4 separate regions of the Homo sapiens genome follow, and all the other regions are linked to region 1. A link is a loop called in an ENCODE intact Hi-C map of the cell type or tissue named here. Cell type or tissue: Calu3. All regions are shown on one strand.

Region 1 (8,000 bases):
AGCTATTAAAGTGCCATCCAGGAGAATGGCGTGAACCTAGGAGGCAGAGCTTGCAGTGAGCCGAGATCGCACTGCTGCACTCCAGCCTGTGCAACAGAGCGAGACTCTGTCTCAAAAAAAAAAAAAAAAAAAAAAAAAAAAAAAAAAAAAAAGCCATCATACTTCAGCCTGCACGACAGAGTGAGATCCTATCTGTAAAAGAAAAAGAAAAAAAGAAAGTGACAATTTTCCAAAGTGATTGTGCTATTTGACACTTCTACCAGCAATGTATGAGAGTTTCAATTATTATACTTTCTTATCAAATCTTGGTCGTACCAATTTTTGTGATTTTAGCAATTCTCATGAAGTTTATTCCATTATTACTTCACTGGAGTGGTAGTTTTATAGGTGTACACATTCCTCAAAACATATTAAACAGTATGCTCGAAATCTGTTTTATTGCATGTAAATTATATGTCAGTAAAAATAAATCTATAATATTAAAATTATTAGAAAATTTTACCTCTTACAGAAACAGCCATATCTAGATTTCAGAGCTATAGAATGCCATTTTTATCTTGCACCGGTTTCAAAGAAAGCTGAGGTAATAATTAAATAATCATAATACTGAACAGTATGTGGTATATGGCAAGCTTTTAGTGATTATTTGTGGAATGAATGAATTAAGTTAGTGTTTCGTTGTTGTTGTTTTTGTTTTTTGAGACAGAGTCTCGCTCTTGTTGGCCAGGCTGGAGTGCAATGGTGTGATCTTGGCTCACTGCAACCTCCGCCTCCTGAATTCAAGCAACTCTCCTGCCTCAGTCTCTTGAGTAGCTGGGACTAGAGGCATATGCACCACGCCTGGCTAATTTTTGTATTTTTAGTAGAGACAGGGTTTCGCCATATTGGCCAGGCTGGTCTTGAACTCCTGACCTTAAGTGATCCACTCACCTGGGCCTCCCAAAGTGATGGGATTACAGGCATGAGCCACCGCGCCTAGCTGAATGAATTATTGTTGAAAAGTAATAAAAAAGAATAAAATACAAAAGGAAAATAAGATAATTATGTATCTGCAAGTGCCGAAGCCAAAAGCAACTAAATATAAACGTCCTCCAGTTACATATTTGTCCACAAGGAAAAAAAAAAAACGTTGGTTATACAATTGTATGACGTGGTAATATTTCTGAATATTTATGCTGTTACTTTTAACATTGCAGATTCTCTTGATTCTAGATATATCAGATTTAATCCAGGGCAGTTCAAAGTTAAGACAGATTTCTTAAAAGTTAATGGTATAATGGTTGATCATATTCATATTTGTTTAGCAAGGATTATTAGAATTTTATATTTCATAAACTTTTTATGGACATAAAATGTATACTTCTGTTTAAATGAATACTAGGGAAATAAAAAAGAAATTCATTCTTCAGGACATTCTGGGCAAAGTCAAACTGACATTTGTCATCTTTACCTTTTAGGCCATCTCAAAATTTAGTTCATCACATTCAAGAAAATATTTTAACAACCAGCTACAACCTATTGCTACTAATAGAAAAAACAACTCAGTTTGTAATACTGGTGGTGAATTATTAATCGTCATGATTATGAATATACGGATTATCTTTTTTAAAAAAAACTTTACAAAAACAATAATTCATATTAATGGAATTTTTTAAAAATAGGTACATCTAAGAAGAGGAATGTATCTGTTATGATAGGCTATGTTATGCTACAGTAAAGAACCATGTCAAATCTCTATGGCTTAAAATTGCAAAGGTAGCCAGGCACGGTGGCTCACACCTGTAATCCCAGCACTTCGGGAGGCAGAGGCAGGCAGATCACAAGGTCGAGATCAAGACCAACCTGGCCAACATGGTGAAACCTCGTCTACTAATAAATACAGACAAAAAAAAAAAATAGCTGGTCATGGTGGCGCATGCCTGTCGTCCCAGCGACTTGGGAGGCTGAGGCAGGAGAATCGCTTGAACCCAGGACGCGGAGGTTGCAGTGAGCCGAGATCACGGCACTGCACTCCAGCCTGGCAATACAGCGAGACTCTGTCTCAAAAACCTGCAAAGGTTTAAGTTCTCATTCATGCTCTATTTCAGCTACGGGTCATTTGGGGTCTCTACACTGCATTATTTTCCTCCTGGGACACAAAGTAGCCTCCATCTGGAATACTCTTGTCATCATGAAAGAGGGAGAGAAAGGCAAATAATTGGCTTCAAAATTTTACCCCCCCATGTAAAATGTATAGTTTCACTAGCATTTCATTGGCTAAAACAAGCTGCATAGCTAACGTGTAATTCACAGGAGGACAGTATAATTCTACCATGTGCTCAGGAAGAGAACTGGAAATACTTGGTGAACAGCATTAATAAAAACTATAAGGAACAATATGAAGAATGCAAGAAAAATCAGAATAACAAGAACTTAGCATTGAATTTGAGATAACTGATGAAAACATTTCCTTAGCTAAATAAGTTTCTAATAAACTGTTAACTGCAAAATATAGGAGCAATGACAAATTTCTACATTTTCTCCTTAATCTAGTTTTTTCATTACCATTCACAGTGAATCAAACTTTGATTTTTTTTTTAAATAAGAAATGCACAATAGAATATTCTCAACCTACAGCAGGACAGTGCCTATTTTGAATAAGAAACCAATTTAAAATGATGATGGCCTTACCTAGGGCAATCTAGGAATCTAGGCCAGATTTGGACACCAAGGACAACCTATTTTATCATAGTTTACCCACATTGCACAACAGTAACCGGAAAATATGGCATCAAGACCTAAATTGAATCTATTGTGCTCTCTGAATAGGAGATATCTAACAATATGGAAACAGCATAAGGATTATTAAAACGATCACAAAGGAGGCAGTGGTGTAGAGGTTATTCTTAACACATATATTTTGGGGATTTCTATATTAGCATATTTTCTCACAGATCTTTGGAGGTTTATTCACATTCAAAGTACCAAAGACAAAGGTGAATATCAATGTAGCTGTAATAATCCATGTGTACGCTAAGGGGCGCCAGCACCTAATGTTTAACACCACATTTTTAGGAAGAAATTCTCAAACCTCAAGTACCCTTTATTGTGACACTAAATGGGAGCCATTATTGTTTAGTAAATATTTCCCCCAAACCAAGATTCATAGCAGTTCTTGAGGGCCCAGCTGAACCATACAAAAAAATTAATGTCTTTTATTAATATCATTAAAGTGCTTTACGTAAATTAACTCACATAGCAACATCTTATTAAAAGTCAATAAATTTAGACAACTAGCATCTTATTAAACGTCAATAAATTTATTTTATTTTATTTTATTTTGAGACGGAGTCTCGCTCTGTCGCCCAGGCTGGAGTGCAGTGGCGGGATCTCGGCTCACTGCAAGCTCCGACTCCCGGGTTCAAGCCATTCTCCTGCTTCAGCCTCCCGAGTAGCTGGGACTACAGGCGCCCGCCACTACGCCCGGCTAATTTTTGTATTTTTAGTACAGACGGGGTTTCACCGTGTTAGCCAGGATGGTCTCGATCTCCTGACCTCATGATCCGCCCGCCTCGGCCTCCCAAAGTGCTGGGATTACAGGTATGAGCCACCGTGCCCGGCCAAACGTCAATAAATTTAGACAAGAAATTATTAACCTAAATTTTGAAAAGATTAAATGAGATAATGAAAATATTTTATTATTCTTATATGTTCAAGGCTTTATCTTGAACATATAAGCCATATATATTAGCCCAAATAATCCCATGTGTCTTTTCCACTCTGTTTAATATTTCCATAAATTAAAAGTCTGTTTCAAAGTCACATGAAGAGGCCCAGCGTGGTGGCTCATGCATGAAATCCCAGCACTTTGGGAGGCCGCGGAGGGCGGATCACCCAAGGTCAGGAGTTCGAGACCAGCCTGGCCAACATGGCGAAACCCCGTCTCTACTAAAAATACAAAAATTAGCCAGGCATGGTGACGTATGCCTGTAATCCCAACTCCTCGGGAGGCTGAGGCAGGAGAATCGCTTGAACCCTGAAAGGCATAGTTTGCAGTGAGCCGAGATTGCGCCATTGTACTCCAGTCCAGGCAACAAAAGAATGAAACTCTGTCTCAAAAAAACAAAACAAAACAAAATTCACATCAAGAGATTTTTCTGTAAGAGAGAGTAGCTATCACCTGAGATCTGTCTGGAGCTCTCTTAACTCTCTTCCACTACTACCACTTGTAGTCCCCGTAATAAGCTTCCAAAAATGCCAGATCTTGGGGACTATCACAGTTCACTACACTCGAGGGAAAGAATTTTACCTATAATGATACTGTTACTCTAAGCAGGGAAGAAGGACTTTATAGAATCATATAATACATTCATAAATAAAAAGTATTTAATAACGTCCATAGATGGCAAGTGCTAGCCTTGTTCACTGTCATTTTAAATGTTATTTCATGTAATCCTCACAATAAGTCTAAGAGGCAGATGTTGTTGTTTCTGTTTTGAAAGTAAAGTTTACAAAGATTAGGTAAACTTGCCCTGAGTCATAGAGCCAGTAGGTGCTGAGCCAGAATTTTAATTAAAATCTGTTTGATCCCAGTTTTCTACTTCTGATATGTAATTCCCACATTATTTGTTGCCAAACTGGTATACTAAGAAAGATTTTTCTACATTTATGTCTATATTTATAGTGGTAATAATCTTACCAAATCAGTTTTTCTTTAGAAATGGTACAAAAGCACATTGCTGCAGAGGAAACCTTTTAAAAGTTAGATTTGCTCTGAATTTATGTGAGATTTCTTTAAACTGATAACGATTAGATGCTATCGTATAACGACATCGTCTCTTTAAAAAGAGCCTGTTGCCCAGGCTTAAATTCAGTGGGGTTATCATAGGTTACAGTAGCCTCGAACTCCTGGGCTCAAGAAATCCTTCTGCCTGAGCTTCCCAAGTAGCTGGGACTATAGGCACATGCCACCATGCCCAGCTAATTTATTTTACTTTATTTTATTTTATTTTATTTTATTTTATTTTATTTTATTATTTGTAGAGACAGGGTCTCGCCACATTGCCCCAACCAGTTTCAAATTTGATCATTAGAGCAATAAAATTATACTAATGATAATGTTGATCATAATGAAGATGACAACTGGTACACATTGAGTCTACAAAAGGTATGGGCATATAATATTCAAAAGAGAAGTTATAAAGTTTGTGGAAACAGAATGGTCAAACAAAACTAAGGTAAATAAGACATGACTAGCTTTTACATTCATTATAATATGTAGTTTAGTGGACCATTCATTTTTATGTGTATAGTGCTTTTATATATCGGTTTTAGAAATACACATATAAATATGTTTCAATCTGTTTAATGCAAGCCTAAATCTAAAGAACAATGAGTAAATCAAATAGTGCATGGGAAATAGTCACTACACCAAGAACAGGAAGAACTAATACTGGTGGTCACAAAAAGTAACCAACTATAAGGAGAGTCAAGAAAGTGATGATGGGTAGAAAGGTATTGTGTATTAATAAATAATGATCATTAGTAGTATAAAGTTCTTACTAATACCATAATAGTGGCAAATTACTATGTTCTCATGCTTTATGCATGCTAATGCATTCAATCCTTCTAATAACTGTGTGAGTTAGATTTTGTTATTATTCTCATTTCACAAATGAAAACTGAGACACAGAGGTTGTATAATGTGCTCATGATCACACAATTAACAGGATGCACAGCTGGGATTTAACTCTAGGTAGTTTGGCTCTAGGGACAGTGCACCTGACCACTATACTACCAAACATTCTACAGCAACAGTCCCCAACATTTTTGGCACCAGGGACTGGTTTCTGAGAAGATAATTTTTTCATGGAGCAGGGTTGGGATGGGGGATATTTTCAGGATGATTCAAGTGCATTACACTTATTGTGCACTTTATTTGTATTATTATTACATTATAATATACAATGAAATAATTATACAACTCACCATAATGTAGAATCAGTGGAAGCCCTGAGCTTGTTTTCCTGCAACTTGACAGTTCCATCTGGGGTTGACGGGAGACAATGACAGATCATCAGGCATTAGATTCTCATAAGGAGTGCACAACCTGGATCCCTTGCGTGCACAATTCACAATAGGGTTTGTGCTGCTCTAGGAATCTAATGCTGCTGCTGATCTGGTGGGAGGTGGAGCTCAGGCGGTAATGCCAGTGATGAGGAGCGGCTGTAAATACTGATGAAGCTTCACTCGCTTGCCCCCTGCTCACCTTCTACTGTGTACCCCGATTCCTAACAGGCCACATACCGGTATGAGTTCATGGCCTGGAGGTTGGGGACCCCTGTTCTACAGGTATCTTCCTTTGAGCCTCTCTACTCAGATTCCTTCCTGATTTCCCAGAAGGTCAAACCTTTGATGATCCTATGAATTGAAATCCTCTAAGGAATTATAACTACATGCCATACACTGGCCAAATAAGACTTTCAAAAAATCATTTTGGGGGGAAAGATACCAGGCTCAAAATTATAAAACATATGAAAGGTGTGGACTTAAAAATCCATATTGACAGAACTAGCCAAAATTTGGCTAGTAAAAGGAAGTTACATGATGATTAGTGCCTAGATTTTGAATACCCTTGGGAGACGCAACCAAGAATTGATTGGCTATTTTTTTCATAATTCTATTGAGATATAATTCACCAATTTAAAGTATACATTTCAATGGTTTTCCATATGTTCACAAAATTGTGCAATCATCACCACAAACTCATTCTTGTCACTCCAAAATAATCTACTGATCTTATGCTAAGTCTCTACAACCTCAGAGAGTCTGAGAAAGTATTATTTGTGTGATGCGGCTCTGCATGCATCACTGAAATCATCAGAAGAAATCAAGATGATATCACTGAATCCCTAAGAGGTTTTCAAAATAAGAGTGGCAATGATACCAGAAAAATACAAAAACAGTACTGGAAAAAGTAAGAAATGTAATAAGCCCATTGTGCTGATTTTTAAAGAAGAGGCATATACATATACTTAATAAGTTTTACAAATCATTTTTGTTTATCTACTGTCTAAGGGGTTTGAAGACTTAATCATAGCAACTTATAATTGTTTAATGAATACAATCAAATTTAAAATAAATGTTTAGATGCTCAAGAAAAAAATATTTTTTATAATTTTATTTCAGAGCAATAAATGTAGTATTAAAACTGTACAAATAACACTGTATACTCCTTTTTACAAACTCCCCCCAATACCTTAAAATTTCTATGAACATTTGCAATCTCATGAGGAACATTGTCATGAAGGCATCATTTTATAAAGTGTATGTGGAGTGCCTATTTTCGGGTTCTCCTAATTCAGGCACCTGTCTATAACATTACGTAAAAGAAGTTGCTCTTGAATGTTTAGTTATCCAAAAGGAATTTACTAAAAGTGACTGAAGGACTCTATAAGATGAAAAACACTTAATCATTTAAGCAGTTAACATAAGCAGTGTGTGTGTGTGTTTATGTGTGTAAATACAGATGAAGCAAACCAGAAATATATCATAGTATGGTTACAGTATTAATTTATGAAAGGTTTGTACTGAGGGTTCAGTGAAAACACATAGCCCTTCGTGATATTCCTACTCAGATTTCAACCTTCTTTCATCTTTTAGCTCTGCACCACCTACTGGCCTCTTCTAAGTCCCAGGAGGATCATCTGCTCTGTCTGCATAAGAATACTTGCTTTTTATGCCATGGCATTTACTGTCAGTTGGAGAGACAATTGCTTGCAGTCTGGACGGTGTATTCAGAATTTTTGTCTGTTTTATCTCTAGCTATGCATAGGTCTCAGCGCTGCCAGAATTTAAGTAAGCTTGCATTCCTTCAATAAGGACCATAAGCTTTCTATAGCTGTTTATTGTCAAGGAAACTGTATATATTCTGTACATAGTTTTTTTTAGCCCTGCAAACACTTACTTCTGCTTTGTCCTCTATGGAATTAAAGAGTGTTTCATACAATACCGGGGTTTTA
Region 2 (8,000 bases), 560 kb after region 1:
TGTCATTAATTTATATCATAATCATGCTCTAAGTTTTCCAGATGTATATAATTTGTCTCAGTGGAACTGAGTTAAATTGAATATAATTCCTTCAACCCTAGTTGATAACTGTCATCAGCTGTTTCTGCATCCCAGATACAATTTAATGTTTATAAGAATTCATTGGTGATGTGAATAAACTTTCTTAAAAGGCGGATGTATCCTTTCTGTCTAGTGAATGTCTTGTAGATGTGTACAGATGAGAAATTACTTCTGCTTACCATTACATGAATCTGGATGCTTCCAGGCCTAGATAGCTGCCTGATCATCCCCCAGATCTTCCCCCAGCTCAGGTCTTTGCTCAAATACTGCGTGATAGAGAGGCCTTCCCTGACTACTGTCTCTCAGACAGCATTCCGATTTTAGTTATTCAACCACTTCGTTTATTTAATATTTCACGTCACTTCATTTTTTCTATCATTTCTCTTCACCTGATATTTTACATATGTTTGTTATTTTCTATATCTCTGTATTCCCTCCTCTCCAAGAATGTACGCTTCTTTGAGTATAGAGAGAGTCTTTTTTGTACTAATGTTACTGTACATAGAGTAGTTCAAGGCACGTAGTGGTGGTTCTTGAATTGACTCTACCTTTTGTCAATCAGAACAGTGCTGAACAAAAAATGTACTAGATGGATGTCAGAATTTTATAAACAGTTTCAATCAGTGATAAGTTAACTTTGTGTTCTTATGTGGCCAGTCATCCTCACTCATATGATCAGTATTGTAGTATCTCTGCTCTACAAACACATTAGTTATGTATGCCATTCTTATTGTGTTCTTCAAGCAAACTGAGCCATCTGTTTTAGTTTATTTTTCAACTAGGGAATTTTCCAAGTACTCAGCTTCAGGTATCATGAAAATATTGTACATATTGGTCATGTCTGCTTCACAGTGTTGGTAAAGGGGACCAGATCAGACAGTATGTGATTGTTTCATCATTTCATTAAGGTTTTGTCTTCAGGAGCTGGCATTCAAATTTCTAGAGGGCTATGCAAAAAACATTTGTAATGGAAATAATACTGATAAGGTTATTGTACCTGGAGAATGATGGAGTGGGAAAGAAAGCTGCCCATTTTTCCAGTTGGAAAAGTGCTGTGGACTCAGGAGTGCACAGTGGTTGGTTAAGAGATGGTTGAGAAGACAGAAATGTCAGGTGGAGATGCAGGGGGATCCTAAATTCAGTTTACATTTCAAGTAAAAGAACAGCATACTTTCAATGGCTTCAAATGTTTTTAAATGAATATGATTAGAGAATTATAAAATTTTCTCTATCAAAATATAAAAAGAATATATTAAAAATGGTAATTGGGACTTATTCAGAAATCCATCCAAGATTTCAACAAGGTAAACAGACTAAATATAGGTTACATCATGATTTGAGTTGTTTGAAATATTTGTTTAAAAATGAAAATATTTATTGAAATGTTTGATGAATGATGATTTACATTTATAGGCAAACACAATTCGTGTCTTTATAATTATAGGGAATTGTATTCCATTTTATCTACTGGTGCCATTTTTTAGACATATACAGAATTTATTCCATATTTACATTTTTGTCCTGATTGTTAAACTAGCTGATGTAAATTATATAATTTTAGAATTTGAAGGGCTTTCCACCTAATCTAGAAAAACCCTTTATTTCAGAAAGGAGCAATCTGCAGCTTAGGGGAGATAATTGAATCAGTTTTGGCTGTAATGCTTATTAGAGGCAAGGCCTGGACTAGACTTGGTTTTCCTAAATTGATTAAAGAAGAGATAATTCATTCTCAATATGTTTCTTTTTTTATACAATGGACCAAGGAAACCGCAAACCAGCAGCCACTGTTGGGAACAGCACCGTCAACTTGAAGAGTGGAGTGGCCAACTCCATGAGTGTCATTAGTGAAGATATTTATGTCTCTGACTGTGAGAGGGTGACCATACCTTCTAGTTTTCCCTGGACAGGGATTAACGACAGAAATTAAAATCACATTCACAACATTAGCAAAAGTCATGAATTAACTAGCAGTACTTTTAGTAATATATTTAGGACCTATATTAAAGATAGAGAAAAGAGTGTGAGAGATATATTTAAAAGATTTGATATTTGGAATTAATGAATAATTTTTCCTGGAATGAAAAGGATACCCATGTGAAGATAGCAGTTTTTCTAATTTACTCATGAGAGCAATTTTAATTTGACAAAAATTTCTAAAGTTACTGCAGTAGGAAGACAGTTGTGAAGAATATCACATGACGGGATGTGGTAGCTTTCTCCTCTGTTATTAAACTGTAATTGAAAATGATTAAAGACCTTAGAGAAAAGTGCGTCAGGGAATTTGCGCTTGGGGTTGAGCTCTGAATCTTGGTTGCTGTTTGACTCTGAACACTTTAACATCGTACACCTCATTTCCTCAACTATATAATGGGAAGCCTATTAAAACTAAAACTGTAGCTTGTTGAAAGTTAAACAACTTAATGGATATCAAGTGTTTAGCCTGGCACGCAGGTGATTCTCAATACATGTTAGCTAATACTTTTTAAAATTATTCATATTAAAAAGCAAGCTCATGAAATAACGGAGGGACAAAGGACTAAAAAATTACAGAAATGTATTCAAAATCTTAATTTGTTGTAAGGAATGTATCATGAATGAATGTATCATAAATGGGAAATTTCGCTATTTGTAAAAACAAATTGCCTAATTTTGTTATCACCTCATAGTGTTGGGGAAACTAAATTCCACCATGACTATATACCAAAACCCATGAAACATCAGTAAGGTTACAGATGAATAATTTCCTGACTGATAGACGGTTGATTTTCTAAGTACAAAACTCTTTTAAGAAATAGTAAAGGAATAGGCTCATAGGTTTAGATTAAATAGTAAGCAACAATCTGGAAAAACAGAACTACACAAAAATTAATATATGAGAAGGGTCATTTTGCTAGCAATCAAATTCAAATAGTTAAAATATTGAAATATTTTTATTTACAGTTCAGCAAATAAAAAATGGGAAGTGTTTATGAGGCTGCAGTGAAACTAGCACATATATACTTTAAATTGGCACAAAATTTTTGGAAAGTAATTTGGTAACAGATAACCTAGAAAGCATTTTTTTCTATTAATCTGGGCTTTTCTATTCATTTATTGACTTCTGAAATTCAAAGACATACTAAACATACAAAAATGCAGCTAAGTCACAGTAGCAAATGAACCAAAGTCCTGACTGCAGTTATAACATTTCACCCAGACATTGAATTCTAAACAGCCACTTTATAAATCTTATTTCTTATCAGTTTTCCAGAAATAACTCTTAACTGGGAATGTATCCACATATGTAAGAATAAATGTTATCAGCTATTTTATCCGGATTTTAGAATAATCATTTTCATATAATCTCTTATAGTCCAAATCTACTATGAAAAATATGAAAATCAAAATAAATTTTGAAAGTTTTTTAAAAATAGGAATAAGTACATAAAACAAGCACAGCCAAAATTTTGGAGCGCACAGCCTCTGGTCATTTTCCTTTTATTTTCCTGCATTGCCATCTGGTGGCCAAAATGTGGATAGTGTCTGATACCATAATTTGTGTTTGTACTTACTAATATGCAAAATTTTATTGTTTCTTATTTAAATTATTTAATCTTACAAAATATAAATTTGTTGTGTATGTTATCCATCATAGTTAACTTGTGTAAATAAGTGTACTAATATTATTTTAATTTAAAAAATCCTTTTCCAAAGCAGTCAGGTCTGGATTTGAATTATTATTTTTGCTGATGATTACATGGCTTGAGCCAACAATTTTGCACCATTATTTATTTTACATGCCAGAAATAGAGAAAATAAAACATTAAGACATGTTAAGTAATAAATATTGAACAATTTTTTCAGAAACTATAGTTGTGTCCTATTTTTGCTTCTTAAAAATGCTTTAGGACTAAACAATGTACAAAGTACCCTAAAGAAAGCCTGCCTTTAAACATTTAGAATCCATACATAGGAGAACGGTCTTTCTGAGGGGAAGGGATGCGAATTAATAGACATGTTGAGAGCTGGATACAGTGGCTCATGCCTGTAATTCCAGCTGCTTGGGAGGCCAAGGTGGGAGGATCACTTGAGGCCAGGAATTCGAAACCAGTCTGGGCAAAATAGTAAGACCCTTTCTCATTTTTAAAACTAAAAATAATTTTAAAAAGACAGGTTGAGTGGGCAAATAATAAATGAGCTACTTCTCTTTCACTGAAGTTTCAAGTAGAATATGTGACCTTAAGAATGTCTTTTGTCATTAATTCTTAATGTTTCCAGTGCAGAACTACTTGACTGCACTAAACCATTCAAAGGAAGACTTGGTACTCCAAGAAGATGTGTTCTAGTTGCCATTTCCAGACAAAGGGCACTTCCCGTAACTTTCTGCTTCTTTGACTTGTAGCGTGTATTAAGGCAACAGGAATATTTCATTGTTTGTATCCTGACATAATGTGATGACAAGCAGAGTCCCTCTTCTCAGAAATATTTTATGGAATGATTTCATATTCAGCAGGGGAAATTAGAGCAAAAATAGAGACTGCCTTTACAAAACCAAAAGCTTGGGTTATTTCATTTGAGATACTGATACTTTGTTTTGACTGGAAAGCATCTTTCAATTTGTGTACCTGACTGGGATATTTAATAAGAAGTTTCTTTGGAAGTATTGAAATGCATTGATCATAGTTTTATCAGAAACTGTTTCAAACACCAAACTAATGTTTGAGGGACACTTGTATCATCCTGTTAGTGAACTTTATTTCAAGCTCAATACAGCTGAGGCAGTTTATCTGAATCTTATGAATTAGGAATCTGTTCTAATTTTAGTACTGAGTATCCTAATCCTTTTTACTAAAATAATTTTTAAAACAATAGAGTTGCCATTTAACATCTACTGTATGTCAGACTCTATGTTAGATGTTCTGTATATCTTTATTTGAGTATTTTAATGTCTATTTGGACAGAGTATTTGTACTTTTGAATGTACAAGTTTAACAACATATTGCAGAGCTAAGATGCAATTCATCTACTTATAAATCTATAGCTTGATTATTGATTAACATTTTACACTGACTTCTAATTTCCATAGTTTGATTATTGATCAACATTTTATACTGGCTTCTAATTTTCTTAAAGTCCACATCCAAAGAGTTTAAACATTTATCCATTATTCATTTATTCAGTAAATATTTATAGCATGTTTATTACATGCCAAGTACAGAAAATGCAGTGGTGGTGTGGACATATTCTCTGGCCATGTGGGCTAATAATCCAATAGAGGGGTCTATTTATTAAGCTAGGATACAGAGAAATATGAAATTATAACTGGTGCTCTGTAAAAAAGAGATAGATTTAAGAGAGCTTAGTATTGGGTGACTTAATCTAGTCAGGGAAGGTCATGAAAACTTTCATGAGGACTGAGTGAAGAAGGGAGAAAAAGTATTGTAGGCAGAGGAACAGTACATATAGTGGGAAAAAGTGTTTTTGGCAGAAGGAACAAGAGATGTGGAAGGGCAAAGGAAAGAATGCCCCAATGCTGGAGTAGAAATACAAACCCTCCAGGATTTTTACCCCAGATGCCCATGTTAACACACGTGCCTTCCTATCTAAACAGGCTAACAGAAATTGTCCTCAGCAGTTCTAATGAGTGACCTACTTAGTTGAATTTTCTGGGATTGGAAAAGGAATCAATGTGATGTTAGTTTGGATTTCTGACTCTGTCATGTTAAATACACACTTTTACAAGAAGTATTTTCTTAATTGATGAAAAAATCAGAGCTCCTTCAATCTCTTTTCACTCGCCATATACCATTTCAAAGTTCTGTAATATATTTGCTATTACACTTTTGCTCTAAGGTTTTTAATATGTGGTTTTAAATTAGTATGTAGGCACGTGTTATCAAAGACTGCCACTTCAGCCCATGAAAATTAACCTATTTTTAAAACATACATAATACGATATAAGCTGATGAGTCTAAGATATCTGTGAAATATAGTCTTATCTGATTGTAAACTTTCAAATTTCTCATCACTTTCCTAGGAGAGTAAGATTTGCTATAGGGAGTTATACTTTGTAAGTTATTCCTTTCTGTACATTATTTGTGAGTTTTACTATGAGTGCAATTATAGTAATTCTGTTATACACTACTGAATATATATTTAATGAATGAATTTACATTTAATCAGTTTGTGTTAAAGTCACTTAATGAGATGCTTCACTTTTCTGTGTTAAAAGCAGGTCAAGGCCAACTGAAAGACTCTGAGCAATACATTATTCAGTGCTCAATTTCTGCATAACTTGTACCTTTATGGTGATTCATGGTTTAAATAAGTCAGTTAATAATATTTCCTGTAACCATTTCTAATAATTCTCTAAGGTCACTTTACTATTAATGTATTGGCAAACTGTATTTTTACTTACCAATACAGGGAAATGCTAACATTTATTTGTTTTGAAAATGGAACATGTAGAATAAGCTTGCATCCAATAACCAAAGAATAGAAGAGTGATAAAAGAGGCAGTGGGACTGGTCATTTGGACCTGAAGATACTCAGTTTTCAATATTTGAATTTATAGAAAACAGTAAATAAATATACTGGAACTTTATTCTCACACTGGTGATATTCATGAAAGTCTTGTTCAAAATAAACATGAAAAAGGACTTACTATCTGTGCAGGACATTTTACCTCTTGTTTTTTCTTTTCTCTAAGCCTTCCTTCTCCTCTCATTATCCTGATCATCTTGCCTCATTGTTAAAGGAGACAAATGCCACAGACAGTAACTATCATCATCCAAATCCACATACCACCTGGCTCGGTCAGCTTCCACTCTTCTTTCCTAGAATAATGAAGTTGATGTGCATTTTCCTAAAGGGCCATTCCTCTGTGTGTCACCTGGATCCATCTGTCCCTACCTTTCGACGAGCTTTATTTTTTACCTCTCTTCTATTTCCTGCATCTTTTTCTTCCTTCTCTCTTTAACACCAGTCTTCTTATGCTTGAGTGACCCCTAGCTTTAAAATAGACTTTTCTTGACCCCCAGTCTACCCTACAGATGCCACCCTGTTTTCCAGCTCTGCATCCAGCCAAGGCACTTTGCAGATTTGCCTGCATTCAGATGCTCCTGCTGTCCATTCGTTCTGCCCTCCCCACCCCCCCAACCCAAGGCTGCCTACATAATGTGGATGAGTTCACCAGGCATTTTTTTGTTTGTTTTGTTTTGTTGTGTTTTTCTGAGATGGAGTTTCGCTCTTGTTGCCCAGGCTGGAGTGCAATGGCGTGATCTTGGCTCACTGCAACCTCCGCCTCCCTGGTTCAAGTGATTCTCCTGCCTCAGCCTCATGAGTAGCTGGCATTACAAGCATGCACCACCACACCTGGCTAATTTTGTATTTTTTAGTAGAGACGGGGTTTCTCCATGTTGGTCAGGCTGGTCTCAAACTCCCGACCTCAGGTGATCCACCCGTCTTGGCCTCCCAAAATGCTGGGATTACTGGTCTGAACCACTGTGCCCGGCCCTACTGGGCAGTTTTAAGTCCCCATCTTCCCTGTCTCCACACAGTGTCTTCCTTTTGACACATTTTTCTCTCATCCAAAACAGTCCAATCTCCTGATTTCTCTCCTGTTTCCATGGAAACTTGCTCTTACTTAGTTTTCTCAGGGACTGCTATTCTACTCTACTTTTTTTTGTTTTGTTTTCCTATGGCTTTAAACCATTTTTTTTTCCTGAAGCCTTCTGTTTTTTTTTTTTTTTTTTTGAATAAATTATTTAGCCAAGACTTCTTTTGAGCCTCATGCTTTAAATGTTATCATTTCTTGACATGTACACTTGCATATCTCACATGTATTGAAACCTCACCCTAAATTGAACTCTGTGCTTCTCTTCTCTATTCCTCAATTATCCCTGAACCAGTCATCCCTCCAGTCCTCTATCCTTCCAGAT
Region 3 (8,000 bases), 370 kb after region 1:
GGTATCTCATTGTAGTTTTGGTTTGCATTTCCCTAATGATTAGTGATTTTGGACTTTTTTTCATATGATTGTTGGCCGTATATATGTCTTCTTTTGGAAAGTGTCTGTTCATGTCCTTTGTTCACTTTTTAATAGGACCATTTTTAATGTGACTTATTAGTAACTTCATTATGTGTTTGCGAATGTCTACTTGTGTGATATAATTTTGCCTCTCCCCTATGTTGTAGATGATTGGTTCACAAATTGAGGCGTCAAAAATAAGAACACATTCAAAAGGTTAGCATAAATCCCCTCGCTAGTGATAGCATGAGAAAGTGTGGGTATGTTACATGTGAGGTAGTGGTGGGACACTACTAGAAGACAGACAACTTAAATCTTATTCCCCTCTTATATGAATTTATTGTGTGATTTTCTGTGTGACAAAGTTTCAGGACCTCTATCTTTTCATTTCCTCATTCACAATAGAAGATAGTATCTATTTTATTTAACATGTAAGATGTTGAGGGGATGAAATTGGATTGTAATATATATGAGATAGTGTGTGGAAAAAAATATTGTGTAACTATAAGCAACCATGAGTAACAGTAATGAGTAGTAATGTTTATGTCATTTAACTGTACTTTATTCTTTATATTTAGTTTTTAATTGACATCTTTAGATTTTAGGTAAGCTACTAATTGCACACATATAACTTGTGCTAATGTGTTTTATGGTTTGATGCCTTTGTATCTGATTCTTTTTAATATATAACAAAGCAACTAACATAGTGACCAACACATAGTGAAGTACTGAATATATATTTGAATACACTTTGTAAGTTACTTATAGGTTATAGCATATTGAAATTAAGCTCTTTCAAGACTCTCTGTCCTATCTTTGCAAATGCTTATACTTAATGTGTGTTTTAGCTTGCAATCTGTACTTTGCTTTCAGAAAATAATCCAATTAGATCAAAATGTTAATGTGAGATTATAAATTGCCCATAATTTGATTATAAAATAAGAAGTACTTAAACGAATAAGGTTTGAGACAACCTAGTCATACCTGATGTATAGCCCAATAGAACAAAATCACAGAAGATTGGAGGTAGGAAAAAAAACAATCTAGAAAACATGATATAAGTATATATCTGTGTGTGTGTCTGTATGTTTTGCCAATAACACATCACTCTGATGCCTTATGTTCAGTAAAAATTTGCTGATCTAGCTTTAGAAGTTTTAGTTATTAGACTGTCTTTTTATTTCCTGTCTTTATTCAAATTGAAAATGTCAGGGGGAAAATGATTATCATTAGTTTAGTATTTTGAAATGTATTAAGAGTGGGAGACTTGTAAAATTTTTTTTAGAATTTAGAACATATTTTTTTCTGGTCTTTACTTTTTACATAATTTATATAAGGGTTGGGTAAATACCCAGCTATTTAAAAAAGACACTTTAAATAAGTACCAGGTTATAGAATTACTGTGGTAATTTTTAATTTTACAAGTGCTGGTTTATGATTTAAGTGGATCCATTAAAGGATATTTTTATTTATAATTGGATTAAAATACTGAGTTAGAAATGTAAATGGATTTAACCATGGTTGAGGAAGGAGAGTCTCTTTAGTAAGTTCCTAGTAATTGGATTATTTATTATTTTATTTCAGTCTTCATACAATTTTAAAATTTAGAGTTAATATCACCTACAGTAGGTGGTAAATTAGTTTTATGGCATGAAAATCTGCCGTAAGTGAGGAAATATTAAGAACATGGTGAAATAGAGCTTAAAAATACTGTTTTTTCTTCTACTTTTGTTATATCAAGTTATAGGCTTTTATAAAAAGCTCAATGTAAGAAACACTACTAATAAGAAAGGGACAAAAGCTTTTAATAGCTTTGGTTGAATTCTCCATTCTAATATTAATCAGTGAAGAAAATGCTTACTCTAAGTCAATTTTTCTGATATACATTTGACTAGTGAAGAGATTAAATTATGAATGTCACATTTAATTTAAAACTAAAGAGAGAAATAGCACTATCACAGGGAATGTGCTCTTTTGTGAATGTCAAGTGCAACTTGTTGAAGGTCTTTTGAAAAACGTGTAGGAGAGATGTTGTTGTGCATTAGTTATGCATGTCTAGAGTACCTATCAGTTTGGAATACAGATGCCATATTATACTATTGACTACCACTGTTTTTAATATAGGTTGGGCCCTGGAATCACCCTCTGGTTTCCATTGGAATGGACTGAGCCTATGCCACCCTAAAACAGAATGGATCCAAAGGCTTTTAAAATTTGTGCAGAAAATAACATTTGGCCTAGGAAGTTGGGTTTCACATTCTATAATTCGCTATTTATTGGTAACTTGTTACGAGTTTCTAGAGAGGATTTTTCTCTTCTCCGTGGTTGCTTTTTCTTTTCAAATATTGGTTTCCCTCGACAAGGAAGTGCTGTGTAACTGAGAATTTTGCCAAATGTTAGCCTACTCATTTCTGTTCACTCCTTGGCTTTTCACATAAGAATATGGGGAGGGTTAATAGGCTTAATTTATGTATACCTCTTCCACAGTTCATGGGCACATAGTCATCCGCATATAGAGCAGGTGATGAGTACATTTCCATTAGATGAATGAGGGGAATGAGTCATGGAAATATCCATTTCCTTAGTACAGAGACATTACTGGGGTTCATACACTGTAACATTTTAGGACTACATCCAGGCCATTCTTGTCCTCTTCTGTATTGTCCAGTTGGCTTGTCATAATGTTATCTCAAAGCCGAAATATCCTCCAACCACCAGAGTAGTTAGACAATGGTGCTTGGCATTTGAGGAAAAATCTTTAAAAAATGAAGGAAATCCAGATATTATAAAAACATGAGAATGAATATGAAAGATATGGCATGAAATTTTAAAATTAGAAGAGTCTAAGAACTTGCATCAATATTGTTAAAAGGATGAATACTTCTGTTATTCCAGCATTTATTATTACTGTTATCAACATTTTGCTTCCTTGGTATAACAAAATTTAAAGTGATAATGTGAGGATGGCATGAGCGACTGGAAATTTAAAAGGATCATTGGATATAGTGTGAATTCATAATGTGGCCAGTGCTTTAGAAGCAGCCTGCCCCTCCCATCAGGGAAAGTTCATTTGCCTTTGGTGAGGATTCTGGATAACATCTTTGAAGGCACTAAAGTATTAACACAGGGCCACAGGTGGAACAGCTGGTTTAGTTCTACTTTATACTAGCACTTGTGTGGAATATTTCTTTCAGAAGACAAATGTTATATTTTTATCTGCAGAGAGGAGTTTATTTTGCCGAATGTACCAGAGAGAATATTTGAACAAAACGTTTATTGCTTTGTATAGTTTACCATTCCAACTGTTTTGTAATTTTAATTTTAAAAAAAAAGAACATAATTTAAGCATATCATTGTTAGATGTTATTTTCCTTTTTTAGTGTGCTCACTTAGCCAGGGGAGCATATTTTGGTAATTTTACTCATTCTCAAATTTCACCTCAGGTCATCAGGTTAGCACAGACTGGAGGTGCATTTATTATTTCCCAAGTGATAAATCGCAGCACTTGAACAATAGTGGCTTTATTAATAATTCTCACAAACGATCATACTTAATACTAATTCTGTTTAAGGTAGAAGTCTGTTGTGAGTTCAGAAGGTACAGAGATACGCCTGTTTTGGAGACAGAAGTAGGGAAAAGTATCTTGCTTCAAATGTGTAACATGTATGGGGAAAACCCATGTGTTTCATATTCATTTTACTTTCAAAAATCAGGTTTGTATGTTCCTAATTGTTTTCTTATGTTTACTTAATTTTTGAGAATGGATTGATTTTATTTTCAATGTTATCTGCTTCCTGGCATGCTTAAACAATTCAAAGAAGATAGCTACGGCCCCCTTGTGGTTAAATGATATAAAGTTGTCAAGATGGAAGAATAGCTATTTTTTTTCTAAAGTGATATTCTTGAAAATTCTAAGGCTGTGGCTTAAAAATCATAAAATTGTTACAGAGGCAATAAAGACATCAGTTGCTTATTTAATCAACATAAAGTCAAACATCCAATTTTTTATGTAAATAGGTAACTGTTCAGGCTGATTTGAATAACATCTGCATAATTACTTTCCTTACCCTACCCTCTGTGACATTTTAGTTTAGATGTATGGGTAAGGTAGTAAAAAATATATTTTTTAGGTTGTTGAATCTTAATTATAAATAATCTAATATTTAAAACCTATTAATATAGGAAGATGTGACACAGCATATATTATGTATGTGCTTTTGATAGTTAAATCCTAACATTTTCATTACAATAATTATCTAGTTCCACACATAATTCATTTTATCCTCCATTAGGGGAAGCATCTTGAACCATTTCAGAGAAATGTAAATTTCAGAGAAAAGTAAATTATTGAAGATTTTTCTCCTTTGTTTAGTGTTTTATGTTCTACATAAGGATTAAAGAAGTTGCTATCAGGAAGTGTACATTTGAATGCATACTTCAATTAATAATTTATCACAAATGGGATAAGTAGTGGCTCTTTTCACAGTTGTGATAAGGCTTTAAATTATTTATATCAAAAAGATGTTGAGTTTGAGGGTTTGTATCCTACCTATGGAAACAACTTTATATACTTAGAAAAAATAATCAGGATTTGGGCCAATTGCCTTCTAAAATAGCATGTGAAAAGCTATATAAGATTGTTTAATATATAAATCTTTTGACTTAAAATATGAAAACAGATGGTAGTGAACTAAGCAGGAATAAATCCTGTTATGCAAATATAACTACTCTCTGCGAGTTGTTTTAGGGAAACATAATCTTTTTAGTTTTGATGTGGTTGTAAGAGTGGGGAAAAAAAAAGGTCCTGTATAGTATGCGCCAACTGATAGGTATTCAAAGGTTGTCCCTACTAGTGCCAATTTGATATTACTATTTTCATCTGGTGTACTTCACTTGATCTCATGGGATAAACTTCTGTCTTCAGGGAAGAAATGGAAGAGGTAGCAGAAATTAAATGAATACTTCAATAAAGGTCACAGAATTTATCAGAGCTTTGCTAGATGAAAAAAAAATCTGTGAAGGCAAAACTAATCTCTGGTGTTAAAAGCATGATTTCTGGGATAATGGTAATTTCTGTTTTTTGATGTGAATGCATCATATGAATATGTTTACCTTGTTAAAATTTATACACTTTTCTGTATGTATACTGTTTTTCAGCAATAAACTGACAAAAAAGAGGAAAATAATATTTGTGAACACTGGTGGAACATTGTAGAAATGTTCATGTTGTGAAAATAGTAATATGTCAAGAATAAAATAATGTTTGAAATATAGTTTTATGTAGCCATCACTATATAACACTTTATAATTAATTCTTTCACCTGAAATAAGTTTTATGAAGTGATTCTTCTTTATAATTAACCCAAAGTCAGAAAAAGTACAGTATCTCCCAAATAATCAGTTAATTACTTCCCCGTTATAAGAAATTTGCTAGCTGATTTTCAACGTTTGGACACGTCTGCTTGAAGGCAATCCTGGAGTATCTGTGTAATTCGTTTATTAATTTTTTATGTATTTAGAATGTTTTAGTAGAAACAACCTGATCTGTGTTTTACCTTAAATCTATGTGACCTCAAGCAAGTCTTTTTTTTTTTTTTTTTTTTTTTTTTTTTTTGGAGACATCTCGCTCTGTTGCCCAGGCTGGAGTGCAATGGCGCGGTCTCAGCTCACTGCAACCTCTGCCTCCCGGATTCAAGCAATTCTCCTGCCTCAGCCTCCCGAGTAGATGGGACTGTAGGCATCTGCCACCATGCCCGGCTAATTTTTGTATTTTTAGTAGAGACGGGGTTTCACAGTGTTAGCCAGGATGGTCTCCATCTCCTGACCTCGTGATCTGCCCACCTCGGCCTCCCAAAGTGCTTGGATTACAGGCGTGAGCCACTGCACCCGGCCAACCAAGTCTTAATATTAGAATCTCAATTTGTAAAAACAGGGGCAATTATTATTTACTTCGCAGCATTAAATTAGATGATACTGAGAAAGCCCATAGTACAAACTATGGCATATGATCTATTTTCAACTAAGTTTAGCTTTTTACTCTTTTTCTCTATGGAAATCTTACCTCAATCTACTGTTGAAAATGGATGATTTTTCTGACTTGCCAGCAGTACAAAAAGGCGAACATTTGTTACTTTAAAATATGCATCATTTAACGAAAGCATTATCCAGACAAATCTTTATAGATGGTGGTTAGCAATGTGATGGGTATAAGCCAAATTAGAATGGTTTCCTAATTTGGGGTGCTATTTCTTCACATTTTAGTATTCTGACTATTTAAATTTGTAAAACTGGCAAAAATTATTTTGGAAAGTAAATTTGTTTTAAAAACAATAAATATACACATACTCTTTGGCTCGTATTCCTATTGCTGAGTATTTATTCTCAGAAAATAATTTTAAAAGTAGGAAAAATACTAAAAAGCCACAAAGATGGAATAGTAAAAATCTTTCTGTGGTCAAAATGTCACAGAGTAATAAAATAGAATGACAGTTTATTGTGGGTAGGGTATTACATAATTTAAAAACTAATATTATGAAGACTTGGTTATAATATGGTCAGTGTTCCTTGGGGAAGAGTAAAATGTAAAATGTCTATGACATAACATGACTTCAGATCAATTGTAATATCATGATTACCATTATTTTTCTAATTGTGCATTTGAACAAAGACTTTACAAGAATTAGGAAAAAATGTAAACATTTATCGGGCTACAGTGGTGGAATTTGGGGTGATACTATTTCTTTAATGTTTTTATGATTTTGTTCTTTCCATATGGGATGGGTGAGGTGAAGAGGGAAAGTGCATAATAAATGTAAGGGCAGTTTTTAAAAAAATCTGATCTAGTACATTTTTCCTCTGAGGCTGATTTCTACTTACTATACAATGTGATTTTTTTTAATGGCAATTTATGAAAAATCTACAAAATTGAGGTAGCTTACCATGGTGCTATGTGTTTGGTCCCCTCAAAACATACCTTTGAAATTCGATCTAAATAGCTCTTTGAAAATGTGAATGGTGAATGTCAGCTACTAAACAAGCACAGTTAATGCAGCTGCAAATGTGAATGTTCTGAGGCCTCTGGAAGCTGCCAGATTCAGTGGCCCAACTGTGTTTCCTATTGCTTCTTCTTATGCCTTATAGTAGCAACATTCATAATACAACAGGATCTCTCTCCATCCCACCTTGGGGTTGGAGGGCACTTATTTGAATGCTGAGGTGAGCAGTCTGTGTTCCCAGAGCAGGTAAATGTAAACATTTGCTTTCTTTTCTCTTTTGGTTCAAGCCCTTTCCAGCCTTCCCTGGAAGGGGAGGACTTGAGGGCAGGTTCCCAGTGCTGAGCTCTGAAGCACAAACAACAAAAGGAAGGGCGAGGAAGTCTGATTTAATGAATTTTATCAAGTGTCATACCAGCTCATTAAAAGAACATTTCAAGAGGAACATTTGCTGACATGGCTTTTTGAGGATTCATTTATTCCACAAACATTGAGCCAAACCCTTCATGTATCAGAGGTACAGATGTGAGACTATAAAGATGAATCTGACTTGGCGCCTGCCTCAAGCAGCTTATATAAGGGAGAAGTTTGTCATGCTTAGTTCAAGCCTTCCTAAAATCCAAGCTTCTTTCTCTTTTTATATTACACAAAAAGAAAGCCAAGGATGCTTTTCTTATACTGGTATTCTCAGAGATATGTATATTTCCAGTAGATGTAAATTACCTTTTACATAAGATAGTCTGTGTATTTCTAGAAGAAATGAAAATGGCATAATATCTGCAATGTTGGTTTTTTGTAGGATAAACATTTTTAATGCAATATTTTAAAATAGCATTACCATGAAAGAAAATACAGGATTCAGGTTGCACCCATTTGGCTACCAAATTCCTTCTTCAGTTTTAGTTGAGGACCAATACATGATTCTTGCGCGTTTTTTTAAATTAAAGA
Region 4 (8,000 bases), 130 kb before region 1:
GAAGTTTGTCCAACATTAGGTCTGTTTTCAACTGGCTTATGGAAACAACAGACCAAATAACTGTCTCCTGGGGACATCTGAATCAACATGACCCAACAGTGTCCATTATGCCATTCCTATTACATTTGGTAAGAACCCTACTGCTGCGTATTTTGTCTCCTCAAGCTTAGTGTGTTTATGTTTTGCAGTGGAAGAACAAGATGACTATCTCCGATTTTATCCCTATAACTAGAAAGTTAGTCCCTAATCAAACTAATAACACAAGTTTTCTTTGATTCTTTAGACTGAATCTGACCTTTTAGTTTTTCCTACCATTCAATATTTTTCCTACATAGTATTTATTACAGTTGATCATTCTATAGTAATATAATTATTAATGTCTCTCACCCAATCAGCCTGTAAACCCTGTGAGGGCAGGATCAGGGCTCTTGCTCAACACGTATCTTCAACATCTATTACAGTACCAGGTGTGTATCTCAAAGTATAAGACATAAAAAATGAAGTAGCATAGACTTCATTCAAATATTACTGGCTTAGTCAAATTTTACTGAAAGTCAAATCCTTTTTACTCCTCTCTCCTTTCCTAAAGTAGAAAGGAAAGGAGGCCTATGGCCAAGGCCACTGTAGCTGGGAATGTGCTGGTCACACCTGAAACCAGTATGACACTAGATCTTGCCGAAGGCCCACGACAACTGCTGCCTGGCTGCTGTTGATGTTTATTCAAGGCCCAGGGGCTCTTTAATCAGCATATGATGGATCCTGACAGGACTGGGTTCTTTCCTTCAGGGCAGTGGGTTCTCTCCTGACCCAGGGTAAGTCTAGAAATTACATCCAGGAGCAACGTCCTGGAATGGGGGCCTGCTTGGTGCTTTATTTTACTTTGGCTGAACTGGTATCCAAGTTGCAAGACAAAGTCCTCTTTACTGTTTCCTCAAGGAGAATCACTTGAGGCCAGGAGTTCAAAACCAGTCTGGGCAACATAGTGAGACCCAACTCTACAAATTTTATTTAAAAATTAGCCAGGCATGGTGGCACATGCCTGTAGTCCCAGCTAATTGGGAGGCTGAGGCGCAAATCTGAAGTTAGCATAATATGATTGCACCATTGCACTCCAGTGTGGCAACAGAGTGAGACCCCGTCTCTAAAATAACTAAATATATAAGCCCTTTACTGTAGATGGCAGAAGATATGATGCATATATATCTGTAGGTGAGGGGTGGTATAAAAAGTTGTAGAACTACACATTTGCTGACTACAAGTTTCCCAAGGAAATAAAAGAGCTGAGAGAAGTGGAGAGTAATGGAGATTTCTGTAGGAGACAGGAACAGGGATATGAACAGAGTGTTGTTCTTTCAAAGCAATTGCCCAAAACGATGACTCACACTCATAATCCCAGCACATTGGGAGGCCAAGGTGGAAGGATTACTTGGGGCCAGGACTTCGAGACCAGCCTGATCGACATAGCTAGATCCTGTCTCTACAAAAAAATAAAATAAAATAAAACAATGCCCAAAAGAATGAAGGAAAGAATTGAGCGAAGCCAAATAAAAATTGACTAGTGATTCTGGGTCCCAATGATGTCACCAAAAGTTCATAAAATCTATGAAATTTACTTTTTTATTCATTCATTCATTCATTCAATAAAATTTACTATTTTATTCATTCATTTCCATTCATAAAAACTATGAACTTTTGGTGGCATCATTTCACATTTGTTTTCTGATTTTTTTTCTGTTGGTGTTTTAATAGTCAATTAGGTTTACAAGCTGAGAAGGCAGATTTGGGGAATGATTTATTGGTAGCACTTAGTAGATGGGTTACATAGAAGGATAATGAATTTGGAACTTGAAAATACTGATGGAGAACAGTTCCTATTACTGGCTATGATACTTTTCATTCTTAGAAGTAACCTCTCCCATCTCCAAAATCTCATAACAGTTTATATTATGTATTATAGTCATTCCAATGCTTGTTTTTGTATCATTATTCCATAAGCCCATTGAGGATCATAACTCTAGTGTACAATTGATCAATATGTGCAGATGCCTTGTTGTATTACAATATAAAAATTTGTAATAATCATTAATTATTAAATATTGTTGACTTTTTTTTAAATGGAGTCTCACTCTGTTGCCCAGGCTGGAGTGCTGTGGCACGATCTTGGCTCACTGCAACCTCCGACTCCCTGGTCCAAGCGATTCTTCTGCCTCAGTCTCCCGAGTAGCTGGGACTACAGGCACGTGCCACCACGCTCAGCTAATTTTTGTATTTTTAGTAGAGATGGGGTTTCACCATATTGGCCAGGATGGCCTCGATCTCTTGACCTCCGGTGATCCACCTGCCTCAGCCTCCCAAAGTGCTGGGATTACGGGTGTGAGCCACCGTGCCAGGCCCACAATAGCCAAAGATCTTTAATGTCCCTGTTTTGTTTAATCCTTCAACATTCTTTTATTTATTTATTTATTTATTTATTTATTTTGAGATGGAGTTTCGCTCTTGTTGCCCAAGCTGGAGTGCAATGGCGTGATCTCGGCTCACTGCAACATCTGTCTCCCAGGTTCAAGCGATTCTCCTGCCTCAGCCTCCTGAGTAGCTGGGATTACAGGCGACTGCCACCATGCCCAGCTAATTTTTGTATTTTAAGTTGAGACGAAGTTTCACCATGTTGGCCAGGCTGGTCTCGAGCTCCTGACCTCAGGTGATCCACCCCGCTCGGCCTCCCAAAGTGCTGGGATTACCGGTGTGAGCCACAGCACCCAGCCCAACATTCTATTTTTTAAAGACACATTTTTTAAAAACAGGAAAATTGTTACAAATTATATTAGTCTAAGCACTATCATAGTTCTCTAAGTTTAAAGAATTACCTATTAAGAAATGTTCCCCTTCTCCATGTGATTCAGGAGTAATTTCCTCCTAATTGCTAGCAAGGTGAAGTCTACTTGCTACTAAGGAAGCCATTATTGGTCTATATATTAATAGAGTGATAATTGAATACCTGTGGATGAGAATTGAGTAGGGGATACTTTGACATGCTCAGAGGAGTTTCATTAAACGCAAAATCAGAAAATGCTGAGAAGCTTGCTAGCAATTAATTAATTATTTTATACCAAATGGCTTTTTAAACTTAATTTCAGCTGGCCAATGCTGCTAACTTGAAGCTGGTAAGTATTAAAATCTACATTTGAACTGATGAAATTTGATAAGAAAGAAATAATTCAGTGCACCATTGACAGTTCACATCAATGTGTTTCACATTAATGGCAGATCGGATAAATGTCTGATTTTTGAATATTCATTTTGAACAATGAAATTGAAATAAAGTAAAATCTTCATGAAATTTGTGCTTTAATTCTAAATCAATAATTCCATCATCATGAAAACTGTCAAGGAGAGACAATGGATATGAGAGGAACGGGACATAGAAAGACAAGATTTCACGTAAAATTAGTCTTAAATATTTCTCTAAGTGGATTCTTGAAATACACATAAAATGATTTTAGGAATTTGAATTCTATGTATAAAGTTCAAATCTACAAATAAAGTTATGATGAACTTCAACTGGCTAACACATGTTCAATGTTCTACCTAAGTTGAGTATCTGAGACACAGTGGGGGTTGCCTGTAACTCGAACTCTTAGTGCCCTGATCATGTTGACTTTTCCAAGCTCAAATCTGGCTTACTCAGTTCTCTGAGGTCTCCAAAGAAACGAATGCACCTGGCAAATCATTACCTTGGCGGCATCCTGCCTGTGAAAGATTTGCAATTCTCAAGTTAGTATTTTATTTCTTAATTTTACTTTCTTGTTTAAAAATTTACTTTTTTATTTATTCATTCATTTACACTTATTGGCCAATATTTGTAAAGCTATTTTCATTTCTTCACTTGTAAAAATAATTTTTGATCCCATGATCCCCAAGGGAGTCAGGTACTGTTGTCTTTGCTCTACAGCCCTTTGCCACAAGGTGGGAGTATAACTCTTTGAAAGCAAAGAACTTCCAAAAAGTTTATTTCAAGATTTATGCAAACACAAAACACGAGTACAACATACTCTTATTTTACGATTCAACTTCTCTACAGCTTTAATAACTTTAGAAATTTTCCACTGTGAATAAATATTTCTTAAGTGACTATAAATCATAAGAACTGAATTCATTCTGTAAGAATGACGATGTTGACATTGCAATAATCACACTAATATTATCTAAGCCCTTATTTTGTGCCAGGTAATGTACTAGGTGTTTTACGAGCATTGACTCAACGTTCACCACCCTATCTTTACTTAGGTGCAATCATTGTTACCCTTTTTACAGAAAAGAAAACCAAGACTTAAATTAGTGAAGGTACTTATTCAAAGTTAGAAGTATTAGAAAAGGGGTTCTTATTTATCTTGCCTTTTAAGATTGTGTCTTATGCTATATTTTATATTTGAATTAGAGTTGTGCTTTATAAATTAATACGACGATAATCTCCAGGGGGCACATTTTACAAAAACAACATTTTGAGACTCCTTCTTTGAAGATTCTAATTTAGCAGGTCTGGAACATGGCCTAGCAAACTGTATTTTGAGGAAATGCCCCTTAAGATCCTTATCAACAAACAAGCTTTAAAACTACTGATTTACTGCTGCCTTTAGATTTAACTGATCTATTTATCACCTATTTCCGGAACTGTACTTTTTAATTCAAGATTTAAAAATCAAGGTCACAAAATCAAAATAATGTGAACTCAGGCTCTCCAATACTATGTGATGTCCCAAATGTTGAGGACTCAGGTGAGTAATGTATTGTAGAAAGGGTGATATGCCTGTGTATTTTATGCTCTACCATAAAAATATCCCAGTAAAATTTATACTACACAATAAAGTGAAATCAGATGCAAAAGCTTTATCAATTTAAAAGTGTTTAACATATCTAGTGGGTATTTTAATGGCATGTAAAAACTATTAACAGTTCAGATGTCATATAGCAATAGTGATTTAATAAAATCTCTTCTAAAATTATGACCTCTTACAAGGCATGTAATAATTTGACTCACTGATTTTGTAACCCCGAAGTAAAAGATAAACAAAGTATCAAAATCAAGTGACAACAGCTAGCAGAATATTTGTCCTTTAGGTCTAAAATATTTATAGTGCCATTTGTATTTAGATCCCTTTTCTCTTAGACAGTATGTATTAATATTTTCGCTTTTCTCTCTTTTTAGAATAAAAATTCTCTTCTATCTTAGATTCTTGTCTCCATCATCATCTCAAAAGCCTCTAACTGTATTATAATTTCCTGGAGAAAGATATTTCATTATTTCTGTAACTGCTAAGATTTAAGTACATGATGGAGTAGAAAATAATATTAATAATATAGTAAAGCATTGTAATAAAATTTACTTATTACAATGTGGTTGCATAATAGGCTATTATAACAACATATTTTTAAAGCAAAACACTTTTGCCTTCTTTTTAAGGTGAAGACATTGAAACCTAGACTCACAGTGTTGACCTAAGTTCACAATTGGACAGAGCTGGATCTGAACGCAGGGTTCCTGACTCCCAGAGCAGTGCTCCTCACTTACCCAAATGACTGGCAGAATTGACGCTTTATGGTTCAATCAGTCAGTGAACAAGAAATACATTTGAAAATAAACCTCACACTGGCCTGAGAAGATTTATTATAAAGCGATTTTCCAATAGAAAGACGACACCAAAAAATGTGTCACAAAAATTGAGGTGAAGTGAATGATCAACCAATAAATTACGTTAATTTTTTATTGTAATTGCATTAAATATTTTGAGGTATTCTCATTGCTATCATTAAGTGAGCATTAGTATTATACTTTCACATACTGGAATGATGGCTGCTTATAGTTTCTTCAAGCTCTGAAACTTTTTTTTTTTTAATTCTTTGGCTTCGATAAAACCTAAAAAGACAGAGCCCTAATTCTGAAAATCTGCCTTCCGATGCCAAGTTGGGGTCGGTCGGGTTATCAGTGTGAAGGCCATCACTCCCTTATTGATTATCTTTGGTTGTTTCCCATGTTATTGTTTTAACAGCCTTTAAATTATTTGATTGGTTAATACCACAGTACTTCCAAGGCTATCCATAATTTCTGCTCCTTTTTTTTTTTTTTTTTTGAGACGGAGTCTCGCTCTGTCGCCCAGGCTGGAGTGCAGTGGCGCCATCTGGGCTTGCTGCAAGCTCCGCCTCCCGGGTTCACGCGATTCTTCTGCCTCGGCCTCCCGAGTAGCTGGGACTACAGGTGCCTGCCACCACGCCCGGCTAATTTTTTGTATTTTTAGTAGAGACGGGGTTTCACCGTGTTAGCCAGGATGGTCTCGATCTCCTGACCTCGTGATCCGCCCGCCTCGGCCTCCCAAAGTGCTGGGATTACAGGCGTAAGCCACCGCGCCCGGCCAATTTCTGCCCCTTTTATATCAATTTGACAAATATTTTTAAACTCTTTTATTTGCTATACCAAGAAATGCCACTAGATGACACTAAGTGACTAAATTCCTGAATCACTAGAAAACCCTAAATTGGGAAGTAGCCAACATTAATGGAGATTCTGTAATGTGAGAAATCTGTGCTAAGACTGAAGTTCTGTTTGTATAGGCGTTTCAATTACCCTTTACTTTTAGAGTTCGGTAGTGTATTTATTGAAAGTTTAACCCAAAACTGAATTTTTTAAATTAATTTTTTCATGTACTTTTTATAATTCCAAATGAGATCTGTTTATCATAATATATTTCATAATACAAATGCATTTTTTGACCATTATTATGCATAATAAGAAATATCAAAATATTTTCCATATTCATTTGGCTATTTCTATTCATGGAAGTGATTTTTGAACAGAGAAATTTGATGAAATAAGTCATTGCGAATTCTAGAGTAAAATACCTGAAGAAACCACTTTGTGACGTGTGACATCCACTGCTCTGCTGTTCTCTCCCTTGCTCACTCTGCTGTGGCCACGCTGGCTTTCTTCCATGTTTTCTGACATGCTAGAGACACTGGCCTTGAGCCTTTGTTGTGGCTGTTCCTTCTAAGTGAAAACCTCTTCTTTGAGATGTTTTGGCAAACTCTGCCTCATCAAGGCCCAGCCATTGTAAAACAGTAACATCTGCCCCACCATCCCCTCCACCACCCCTCATTCCTCTCACATTCTCTACTTTTTCCATTTTACATAGTACCTGTCACTTCCTAACATGTCACCTAGTTCAATTATTTATCCTATTCAATATATATTGTCTGGCTTCACCTATTAGAATGTAATCTTCACGAGACAGGAATCTTTTCTTTACAGACAGATCACAAGCACCTTGAAAAGGGACTGGCGTGTAATAGACACTCAATCATAGCTGTCGAATTTATTTGACTTGGAATCAGTCAAGTATGTATTGCGTAGTACCTACTACAATATGTCTAGCTCTGATACAGAAAGGGAAAAAAGAGGTTATTTCTCCCAGTGAACTACAGCAGAGTTAATTGCTTCAAATTTGTGACCTGAGTTATACATATCTGTTCTTGGCATTTGATATGCCCTAAATTAATGGTCAATAAAAACCTCCAGTTATATGACATTTTGCATTGGCCCCATAACCATAATACATATATAGTTTACACTTCATATACCTGCAGTTATTTTCTGATAAGAATAGAGAGGGAAGAAATTGCCTTTCTGTGTTTGCCCAGCAAGTGGAAAAGAAAGATTCCAAAGGAGAAGCAGCGCAGGAGTTGGTTAGAACTGAAAGCTGCAAGAACAGAAAGATGAGTCCCTACCATGTTGACTTGCCAATGAGAAGACAGAACTTCGACACCTTATCACAAGGCAATGCATTTCAAAAGATTTTTATTCCTGTCTAGGATTTTTTAAAAGGAGTTTTTAATGGGTAGGAATGTTTCCATATTATCAAATAGGCTATTTCAATATTGGAAAAATTGTAGGTATAGATATAACCACAAGATAGAGAGTGTGAGGCTGTTAAATAGTACAACTTTGGCTGGGC

The links. A loop is a pair of places that touch in the nucleus more often than their neighbours do. Peaks named below come from ENCODE experiments on the same cell type or tissue, not always from the same donor. Only the 100,000 strongest peaks of a DNase experiment are listed, where the experiment ranks them.
Region 2: a loop joins it to region 1, with 10 times the contacts of the local background. A loop is called at or near these places in 42 of 110 quality-filtered maps.
Region 3: a loop joins it to region 1, with 15 times the contacts of the local background. A loop is called at or near these places in 11 of 110 quality-filtered maps.
Region 4: it touches region 1 in a loop (6-fold over the local background); 29 of 110 quality-filtered maps call a loop at or near these places.

Annotation. Positions count from the first base shown.
Region 1 is chr7:82,600,464-82,608,463 of GRCh38, reverse strand. No RefSeq gene overlaps it. Among named protein-coding and RNA genes, the nearest start is that of CACNA2D1, 160 kb to the right of the region's middle. In Calu3, no CTCF peak of the experiment used is centred here; a DNase peak (open chromatin) is centred at 3,023.
Region 2 is chr7:82,040,268-82,048,267 of GRCh38, reverse strand. All of the region lies in intron 10 of CACNA2D1 (calcium voltage-gated channel auxiliary subunit alpha2delta 1), which reads left to right. Among named protein-coding and RNA genes, the nearest start is that of CACNA2D1-AS1, 35 kb to the right of the region's middle. In Calu3, no CTCF peak of the experiment used is centred here; a DNase peak (open chromatin) is centred at 3,567.
Region 3 is chr7:82,230,536-82,238,535 of GRCh38, reverse strand. The region is part of intron 3 of CACNA2D1 (calcium voltage-gated channel auxiliary subunit alpha2delta 1); the gene reads left to right. Among named protein-coding and RNA genes, the nearest start is that of CACNA2D1, 210 kb to the left of the region's middle. In Calu3, a CTCF peak has its summit at 3,867 (motif pointing left); no DNase peak of the experiment used is centred here.
Region 4 is chr7:82,725,569-82,733,568 of GRCh38, reverse strand. No RefSeq gene overlaps it. Among named protein-coding and RNA genes, the nearest start is that of CACNA2D1, 290 kb to the right of the region's middle. In Calu3, CTCF peaks have their summits at 3,963 (motif pointing right), 6,246 and 6,459 (motif pointing right); a DNase peak (open chromatin) is centred at 3,948.